Regions from separate parts of the Homo sapiens genome. Here region 1 is linked to region 2. The links are chromatin contacts, found by Hi-C or POLR2A ChIA-PET in ENCODE. All regions are on one chromosome and are shown on one strand. The core of a region is the stretch at or near the end of the contact, and the rest is flanking DNA. Distances in the headings are between cores, read along the strand shown. Region 1 holds the start of RPS27 (ribosomal protein S27). Region 2 holds the start of ATP8B2 (ATPase phospholipid transporting 8B2).

Region 1 (5,057 bases), core at 2,558-5,057, 330 kb before region 2:
CCACCACCCCAACACACACAGCCTACCTAGACACATCCTGGGGCTTCAGTTGGAACGATCTCTCTTATGGGGACCCATGTGTGATTTCTCTGACCAAATAGCTTAGGAAAACAGAGATTTGAACTAAAAATGTCATTCTTTACGTGAATCTTTTAATATGGCCCACTTAAGGTGCAGTACTCCTGAAATCTCACTCAATAGGCCATGAATGTGTAGCCTTGGTAACCAGGAAGCTGAAATATGAACAGCACGGGTATAAAGAAACAAGTTTGCCGGGCGCGGTGGCTCACGCCTGTAATCCCAGCACTTTGGGAGGCCGAGGCGGGCGGATCACGAGGTCAGGAGATCGAGACCATCCTGGCTAACATGGTGAAACCCCATCTCTACTAAAAATACACACACACACACAAAATTAGCCGGGCGTGGTGGCAGGCGACTGTAGTCCTAGCCACTTGGGAGGCTGAGGCAGGAGAATGGCGTGAACCCGGGAGGCAGAGCTTGCAGTGAGCCGAGATTGCGCCACTGCACTCCAGCTTGGGCGACAGAGCCAGACTCCGTCTCAAAAAAAAAAAAAAAAGAAAGAAAGAAAGAGAGTAAAAGAGAAACAAGTTTATCTCTGCCTTTAGAAAAAAATTATTCTTGCTATATGTGTGCTGGGGGTGGAAAAAAATACGAAACACGAAAGAAAGAAAATATTATCTAAGACCTGTTGCGGTGGCTCACACTTGTAATCCCAGCACTTTGGGAGGCCAACGTGAGAGGATCCCTTAAGCCCAGGAGTTCAAGACCAGCTTGGGCAACATAGTGAGACTGCTTCGACAAAAAAAAAAAAAAAAAAAAAAAAAAATTAGCCATACATGGTGGTGTGGCCTGTAGTCCCAGCCGCAGCTACTTGGGGGACAGAAGTGGGCAGAACACTTGAGCCCAAGAGTCCAAGGCTGTAGTGAGCCACGATTATGATGCCACTGCTCTCCAGCCTCGGTGATAGAGTAAGATCCTGTTTCAAAAAAATTTTTTATTTATTTTTTAATTAATTAATTAATTTTTTTGAGACAGAGTCTTGCTCTGTCGCCAGGCTGGAGTGCAGTGGCGCAATCTCGGCTCACTGCAACCTCCGCCTCCCGAATTCAAGCGATTCTTGTGCCTCAGCCTCTGGAGTACCTGTAATCCTCTGGGATTACAGGTGCCCGACACCACGCCCAGCTAATTTTTGTATTTTTAGTAGAGATGGGGTTTCACCATGTTGGCCAGATGGTCTCGATCTCTTGACCTTCTGATCCGCCCGCCTCGGCCTCCCAAAGTGCTGGGATTACAGTCGTGAGCCACCACGCCTGGCCCTATTTTTTTTTTTTTTTTGAGACGGAGTCTTGCTCTGTCGACCTAGGCTGGGGTGCAGTGGCGCGATCTCGGTTCACTGCAAGCTCCGCCTCCTGGGTTCACGCCATTCTCCCGCCTCAGCCTCCTGAGTAGCTGGGACTACAGGCGCCCGCCACCACCCGGCTAATTTTTTGTATTTTAGGGAGAGACGGGGTTTCACCGTGTTAGCCAGGATGGTTTTGATCTCCTGACCTCGTGATCTGCCCGCCTTGGCCTCCCAAAGTGCTGGGTTTACAGGCGTAAGCCACCGCGCCCGGCCTATTTTTATTTTTATTTTTTTAATTTTTATTGTTTATTTTGAGGTGGAGTTTCGCTCTTGTTGCGTAGGCTGGGGTGCAATGGTGTGATCTGGGCTAACCGCAGCTTCCGCCTCCCTGGTTCAAGCGATTCTCCTGCCTCAGCCTCGCGAGTAGCTGAAATTACAGACACCCGCACTACCCCCTGCTAATTTTGTATTTTTAGTAGAGACGAGCTTTCTCCATGTTGGTCAGGCTGCTCTCGAACTCCCGACCTCAGGTGATCCACCCACCTCTGCCTCCCAAAGGCCTGGGATTACAGGCGTGAGCCACTGCGCCCAACCTTTGTTTTTACTTTTATTTTATTTTTTGAGACAAAGTTTTGCTCGTCACCCAGGCAGAAGTGCAATGGCTCAATCTCTGGTCACTGCAACCTCCGCCTCTTGGGTTCAAGCGATTCTCCAGCCTCAGCTTCCCGAGTAGCTGGGATTACAGGCGCCTGCCACGACGCCCAGCTAAATTTTTTTTTTTTTTTTTTTTTTTTAGTCGAGACGGGGTTTCACCATGTTGGCCACGCTGGTCTCGAACTCCCGACGTCACGTGATCCGCCCGCCTCAGCCTCCCAAAGTGCTGGGATTACAGGCCTGAGCCACCGCGACCGGCAAAGAAAAAATTATTATTATTATTATTATTATTATTTGAGACGGAGTCTCGCTCTGTCGCCCAGGCTGCAGTGCAGCGGCGCGATCTCCGCTCACTGCAAGCTCCGCCTCCCGGGTTCACGCCATTCTCCTGTCTCAGCCTCCCGAGTAGCTGGGACTACAGGCGCCCGCCACCGCGCCCGGCTAATTTTTTGTATTTTTAGTAGAGGCGGGGTTTCACCGTGCTAGCCAGGATGGTCTCGATCTCCTAACCTCGTGATCCACCCGCCTCGGCCTCCCAAAGTGCTGGGATTACAGGCGTGAGCCACGGCGCCCGGGCAAGAAAAAATTATTCAAGGGAGTCTCTCTCGAGCCTATTCTGGCTGCCTATAAAAAATTAAAGGCCGGACGCGGTGTCTCACGCCTGTATTCTCAGCACTTTGGGAGACCGAGGCAGGTGGATCACGTGAGGTCGGGAGTTCAATACCAGCTTGGCCAACATGGTGAAACCCCGTCTCTACTAAAAATACAAAATTAGCCGGGCATGGTGCCGCATGCCTGTAATCCCAGCTACTCGGGAGGCTGAGGCAGGAGAATCGCTTGAACGCGGGAGGCGGAGGTTGTGGTGAGCCGAGATGGCGCCATCACACTACAGCCTGGGCAACAAGAGCAAAACTGTGTCTAAAAAAAAAATAAAAATAAAAATAAAAAAAAAGAAGGCATCTTTCACTTATCCCCATCACCTTCCGTGTCCATGCTTGTCCCTTCTCAAGCTAAACTATTCAATCTCTTTTTGTCCATTCTCTCACCTCTCATTATCTCCTTGAGTCTTCCCTATTTCTTTTCACTGACCAAACCATGTCTCCCCTGTTTATTTATTTATTTAAGACAGAGTCTTGTTCTGTCACCCAGGCTGGAGTGGATCTCGGCTCACTGTACTTCCGCCTCCCAGGTTCATGCGATTCTCCTGCCTCAGCCTCCAGAGTAGCTGGGATTACAGGCACACGCCACCACGCCTGGCTAATTTTCGTATTTTTAGTAGAGACGGGGTTTCACTATGTTGGCCAGGCTGGTCTTGAACTGCTGACCTCAGGTGATCCACCCGCCTTGGCCTCCCTAAGTGCTGGGATTACAGGCATGAGCCACTGCGCCCGGCCTAAACTGTTAAATTAAACCAATAGAAAAAGAGTTAAGAATATAGGTATTTAAAAAATAGGACGGAAGTCCTGGATATGGCTCCTTCTCCCTGGTGTTTTCCTCAACCTTTCCTATTTATTAGGCTCCAACTGTCAAGGTATGGCACAAAATTTTAAAAGTGTCCATTTATCCCTGGATAGTGATCAAACGCTGACCTCAAATTAGCAAGGTAACCCTCTCAACATGGTGACGCATATGTGTCACAACTAACAGTTAAAGACCTTCCGAAAATGGCAGCTCCCTTGTCTCCCCACTGCGGCGGATCAAAGTAAGACGTTCCAAACATGGTGGCACAAGATCCTTGCGTCATTTCCTGTAGTGTGCTCTATATAAGGGGCAGGATTTCCGCTTTCGCTCCTTTCCGGCGGTGACGACCTACGCACACGAGAACATGCCTGTGAGTGCTTTGGTCCAGGTTTCGGCGGAGATCTCGCTGTTCTGTCCGAACTCTCCCCTCACGCTGATTTCGGATCGTAGAGGGTCCTCATTTACCCTCTGCACTTCTTAGGACATTAACTCCAGGGACCGCAGCGGCCCACGGGCCACCCGCATAGACGGGAGCGGAGAGGAGATAAGATGGCGGCCCAGCTGCGCAGACACCAGGGGCGGCGAGGGGCGAGCTCTCCCCGGTGTGTGACAGTGGGGGCTATTTTCGACCATCCCATTTTCGCTGTTGGTTTCTAAATCTCTGCATTTCTGTCCCTCTTAGCTCGCAAAGGATCTCCTTCATCCCTCTCCAGAAGAGGAGAAGAGGAAACACAAGAAGAAACGCCTGGTGCAGAGCCCCAATTCCTACTTCATGGATGTGAAATGCCCAGGTGAGGAGACGGCTTGCTGTAGTGGGGAAAGCACTGGACCTCAACAGTTGGAAAATGTTGTAGTGTTAGCTGTCTCGTATCCTTGAAGCTGTGCAGCAGCTTCAGTTTCTTCGCCTGTGGAAAATATTTTCCCTGATACTCTTAAAATTTGAATGTATGAGACTGGCAAAGTTTTGCATCTTAGGAGGAGTGATTCATTTCACCGTGATCTCTCATCACATTTCACATACAACCCCTACGTTTTTTTGTGTTGGGAAACAATGTAATGGATGATGAGTTGGGCATAAGTGCAGGAAAGACGGGTGTAATAGAGGAAAAAAATGTTATCTGCTTTTCTTTCAGGATGCTATAAAATCACCACGGTCTTTAGCCATGCACAAACGGTAGTTTTGTGTGTTGGCTGCTCCACTGTCCTCTGCCAGCCTACAGGAGGAAAAGCAAGGCTTACAGAAGGTAAATGGTTTACTAATGTGATTTGGGGCTTTGAGTTTGATTTTTAGAAATGGAAACATTTCTTAGGATTTTTCGGTCTTAACAGTGACAGGGATCATCTATAATGTAAATTTTTAGACAAGAAGTGTTGGATTTGGTTGTTTTAACTAGATACTACCAAAAGCTATGTATTAATCTCAAAGCACTACTGTCTAAAGCGGGGATAAATGGGTGATAAAAGGGCTTAAGTTGATAGGAAGTAACCAGTGATACAAATGCGCAGGTAGCTAAGAGTTGAGAAAAAAGATGTAGCTTTCTGTGGGTGGATCATCATGCATCTGCTTTTTTGGGAGAGG
Region 2 (4,777 bases), core at 1,136-3,635:
AGCTGTGCCTTGAGAGCACCTGTGGGTGGGCAGGGGTGCCTCAGAATGGTTTTGGATGAATGAGCAAAGAGGGAAATCCTGGGTGTTCCCTTCCTCCACAGATGCCCTACAGAACTATACAGGTGGGAACCTGACAGTGACTGGCCCCAAGGAGACAGCCTCCATTTTTGCCACCTATCCTGCCCCCTATCTGTCCCTGAACAATGGCTTCCTGGATCAGGTAAGTGTGAGGGGGAGACCTGGGGACACTACTTTGGTCCTGTTCCTCGGCACCCCAGCCTATTGTTCAGTCTCTGGGTGGAGTGTGGGTTGGGTCTATCTTGGCACTCCCCACCATCCCCAACTGCCTGTGTTGCACAAAGCCAGATGACATGGAATATTTGGATGAGAGAGGGCAGATGGAGCACCTGGCAGCTGACAGGGAACCCTCTGCCTCTGTTGACTCCAAGGTTCTGGGCACTGGGATGCTGATTGTGGGGCTCTTGGCCATCCTGGACAGACGGAACAAGGGAGTCCCTGCGGGTCTGGAGCCTGTGGTGGTGGGGATGCTGATCCTGGCCCTCGGGTTATCCATGGGTGCCAACTGCGGGATTCCACTCAACCCTGCCCGGGACCTGGGCCCACGTCTCTTCACCTACGTGGCTGGCTGGGGTCCTGAAGTCTTCAGGTGGGAGACAGACTCTCCTGGTGCTGGCCTCCACTCACCTTCCTCTGCTAAGGGCTCTGTCCCTGGGTCCACAGCACTCTGCCTTTAAAATAGCTCTCTTGGCTTCTTAGGACAGTGTTCTTTCTCCAAGTCATATTCTCCCCCTTTCTCCCTTGCTTCCCTCCCAACTTTTCACTGAAACAGTAAGATTTAGAGGTTGTGTTCTTAGGCATGCCACATTACTTCCATGCACATTAGTGACTTCATCAGCAAAATTAATATATTCAGATAATTCCCTAAGGCAAGAGGCTGGACCAAGCTCTCCTGGGGTTCCCTCTTCTAAATACTATGCTTTGGTGACAAGGCAATCCTCTTCCTGGTGTCTACCACCCTGGGAACAACTTTAGGGCACTCTCTTGTTACTGCCCCCCGTCCTTGGAGAGGGGAAGGCTAAGGGAGTCACTCCTGATACCTTCCCACTGTCCTTCTTTTGCAGTGCTGGTAATGGCTGGTGGTGGGTGCCTGTGGTGGCCCCTCTGGTGGGGGCCACCGTTGGCACAGCCACTTACCAGCTGTTGGTGGCTCTGCACCACCCTGAGGGCCCAGAGCCAGCTCAGGATCTGGTGTCTGCTCAACACAAAGCCTCAGAGTTGGAAACTCCTGCCTCAGCTCAGATGCTGGAGTGTAAGCTATGATTAGGACAACCCTCACTTCACTCATGGACCCTGGAGCCAGCCACTGACCCCGCCTGGGAACAACAGTCATTCTTCCTCTTTGTTAATGTGCCAGAACCTGGGAGGCTTCTCTGTTTATCTGTTTGGCATCCCTTCCTCCTAAACTAAGAAGGATCCTGGACAGGGAGAAGTGGAGGAGGATAAGGTACCAGGACTCAGGCTTCTCATCCCCTCCTCCCGCAAAGCGGTTTTCTGACCCTCAGGGCCTCTCGGAATGTAGTTGCTCGAGGTAACCGCTAGAGGGTGCGCACCTGGATGCTGGATGGGGACGGCTGCGGGCATCTGCAGGGTGGAGGGGGCCACCATCCAGTGTAGGGCACAACCCTGGGGACTGCCCTCCATAGCCTGTCCCGACTGCCGACTCCTAGCTCTCATCGCCTCGGCGCCTCCCACCTTCACCCTCTCGGGGATGCCTCCCCAAGAGGGTAGTTAGGGGTGGGGAAGCCGCCTCCACCCAGGGGGCGTGGTGGGGGCGGAGGGAAGGAGGGCGGCGGGGCACAGAGACAGAGAGCAAGGCTGTGAAACTGAGGCACCGTTCCTAGACATCTCGGTGCTGTGTCGTTCATTCAAGGAGAGTTGAGATACAGTGAAATGAGCCAGGGCGAGGAGGGAGGGTGAAGGAACGGAGGGCGGGCGGCTCCGAGGAGCGAGAGTCGGGCTGAGGGCAACCTGGCGCCAGGGAAAATTCTGGTTATTCACCACTTCTACAGCTCTCCTGCCGCTCCCTGCAGAGGATGCTCGTTTTGCAGAGAAGGCAGTGTTCCTCTATTCCCTTCTTCCGAATTAAAAATACCCCCTCAGAGCGATCTAGCCTCCCGAATTGTTTTTTCTTTTAAGATGCGGATGGACGTACGTGTGGGGGCATCCCAGCCCAGCCACGCCGAGGCTCGGAAGGGCTAAGACCCTCCCACTGCCCCGCACAAAGATGGCTGCTCCCTCCTCCCCGCTCCTTCTCCCCTCCCCAAAACCCCCTCCCGCCCCCCGGCCCCCGCCGCCGGCTCCGTCACTTCCGCCCCGCCGTGGCCGAAACTGACACAAAGTAGCGGGCCGAGGCCCCGGGGGAGCGGGGCCGCAGCTGGGGGGGCGGGAGCCCGTGGGGAGCCGAGCCGAGCGCCCCCCGCCCCAGCCCCCGGCATGGGCAGTACGGGGCCGCCGGGGCGGGCGCCGAGCGCTGAGCGCTGAGGTGAGGCGAGGCGAGGCGAAGCGGGGGCGCCCGGGAGCGCGGGGCCAGGAGGGCAGAGGGAGATGCGGCCGCAGCCGCGGGGCTGGAGGGGCCGGGGAGCGGGTGTAGACTGGGGAGCACCGGGGGCCAAGATTTGGGAGCTGCGGCCAGACGGGGCGGGGATGGCGGCCGACTGGAGACGAGGGGCTGTCGGGTTCCCGGGGACGGGGCAGAGCGGGGGTCTGCGTACAGGATGGGAGGATGGGGTGCCGAAGGGGCGCGTGGAGAGCAGGAGAGCGGCGCGAGTGCCAAGGAGAAGCTCGTGCAGCCTTGGCCAGGGGAGACCCGCCCAGAGAGTTGTTGGGCGAGAGGAGTAACCGGGACCCGAGGGTTTGGTGCCTGGAGAAGGGAGTTTGGGCTGGTAGGCTTTGTCTCAGTAAGGTGGAGGTCTATGCCTGAGGAAAACTGAGGGTGTCAGGAAGGGGCAGTAGCTCTGGGAGATGATAGCTGTGCCGGGAGCCCTGAGTTCTGTCCTTGGTGAGGGAAGGTGGCCCGAGCTCGTGTTGGTGGCCAGTGAGCTGGAGGTCTCGAGTTCCATTTCCTCCTGTTTCCCTGACCTGCCATCCTCCTCTGAAAGAAGTGGCCAGCCTTTGGGGCTCTTGCTTGTAAGGGAGCAGGGACCGGACCTATAGGAGGAGCTGTTTTCCTCCATGGAGCATTGCCTGCTTGCCGGGGCTGGCTATTTTTATCCCAAATGTGGCCGAGAGGGGGCTGGGGCTGGGTGACGGGGCAGGGCAACGTGGCTGATGGGCCTGACCTGCTCAGAAAACCCAGGCTGTGTGAGACTAAGAAGGAAAAGTGAGAGGGGATCCCAGTTCCCAGGTCTCTCCTCTCTTCCCCTTGGAATGATGGCCCCCCCAGAGGGGATGAGGTCTGGGGCCAAGCCTGCTTCCAGTCTCCCCAGGGTCTCAGAGGTAGAACAACTTTCCTGGTCCATATCCAGACTCCTGACTCCTGATGGCGTGTGCAGCTCCTACATTAACTCTTTCATGGGACTCAAACTCAGATGTTTAGGCTGATAGTGTTTCTTGATCCCTTCCTCCCCAAGGGCGGGGCTGCCTGTAGAACTTGTGATGCCCACTCTTGCATCCTTTAACCTCTCCCTGTGCTCCCCACCCTCCCGTGACTCATACTCAGACTGGGTGGAGACCCTGGCTGGGGGCCCTGGAGGAGGGCTTGGCATCTCTAAAATATGGATGAGGTTTTTCTTCCTGAGCCAGGCACCCTGGACTGCCATAGTTGGAGAAGGTCAGGGATGAAAAGGACTTCTGGCTTTCAGGATTGCCTGACTTGGTGTAAGGGCGGGATCTGAGCTAGCGAAGGGAGAACTGGTGTGGGTGACTGGGTTGTGGCCAGAATCTGTAATTATAGAGCTTAGCCAGACAGGCAATTAGTATCTCTTGGGGCTGACAGGTTGGTGGGGTGTGCCTGGTAGGCTAAAGGCAGAGGGAACCAAAGAGGATGAGGAGGTGAAAGGCCTTCCACCCAGACAAGGAAAGAGGAGGTGACTGACTGGCAGTTTCCTTTGGGCCAGGCTGGGGAGTAAGGATGAGGCTCTGCCTTGTAAGGCCAGGCCTTGAACCTTTTAGGAGAAAGGACATGGGAAGGCGGAAGCAGGCAGAGGCTTGTCTCACTGGTGCTCCCTAAGCCTGCACCCTGTGCCATACTGACTGGACTAGGCTTGGGGTGGGAGGGAGGGAGGGGCAAACTCCCCACCAGGGTTGGGAAGACCCCTCTGCCAGCCCAGAAGGGTGGCTGACCCAGGCTGAGGGGAAGCTGTTTAGGGACTGTCTGTGCAGAAAGTGAGGGCCATGCCTCTAATGTGAGCTCCCCTGGAGGAGGTGATAATGGAAGCCCTAGTAATGGGGGGTGGGGATGGCAGGGAACTTATAAGCCTTTCGAGAAGGGTGGAGCCTGCCCACCCTGTTTCCTGATGCCCTGCCAGGTGTTTCCTGGCTCATGTTCCCTCCACCCCACCCTTTGGGGAAACTGCTTTCTAGTAAGCACAAGCACTACTCATTGCCGCCAGAACACATGAGAGCCTCCATTGTCCCTGGGATGGATACCTTGAGAGCTGTTCCCCTTTTTTCAATATCTGGCCTCTTCTCCTTTCCCTACAGGCATGGGCTTCTGTAAAGTCTCAGCCCCCCATGTCACCCAAGGCAGGGGCATGAT

What was found. A loop is a pair of places that touch in the nucleus more often than their neighbours do. ChIA-PET counts read pairs that join two places held with the same protein, here RNA polymerase II (POLR2A). Pooled maps may share reads with other maps.
Region 1: a loop to region 2 is called in a map of naive thymus-derived CD4-positive, alpha-beta T cell, with 4 times the contacts of the local background. The contact joins the promoter of RPS27 here to the promoter of ATP8B2 in region 2. A Hi-C loop is called at or near these places in 2 of 168 maps with a recorded cell type or tissue (CD8-positive, alpha-beta T cell and naive thymus-derived CD4-positive, alpha-beta T cell), 1 of 37 single-sample maps with no recorded cell type and 14 of 50 pooled maps. POLR2A ChIA-PET finds 5 or more read pairs at or near these places in 12 of 52 experiments (AG04450, BJ, CD4-positive, alpha-beta memory T cell and 8 more).

Annotation. Positions count from the first base shown.
Region 1 is chr1:153,986,955-153,992,011 of GRCh38, forward strand. RPS27 (ribosomal protein S27) reads left to right here and starts at 3,808. Exons shown (of 4, transcript NM_001030.6): 1 at 3,808-3,848; 2 at 4,161-4,269; 3 at 4,612-4,722. The coding sequence starts at 3,843. It also overlaps a transcript of RAB13 not described here. RefSeq lists enhancers at 3,533-4,732, 3,689-4,048, 3,746-4,726.
Region 2 is chr1:154,323,140-154,327,916 of GRCh38, forward strand. It overlaps ATP8B2 (ATPase phospholipid transporting 8B2), which reads left to right and starts at 2,386. Exons shown (of 28, transcript NM_001370597.1): 1 at 2,386-2,563. AQP10 (aquaporin 10) reads left to right here. Exons shown (of 6, transcript NM_080429.3): 4 at 102-220; 5 at 450-667; 6 at 1,143-2,186. The coding sequence ends at 1,341. RefSeq lists enhancers at 1,347-1,426, 3,547-3,726 and silencers at 1,867-1,946, 2,377-2,606, 2,657-2,806.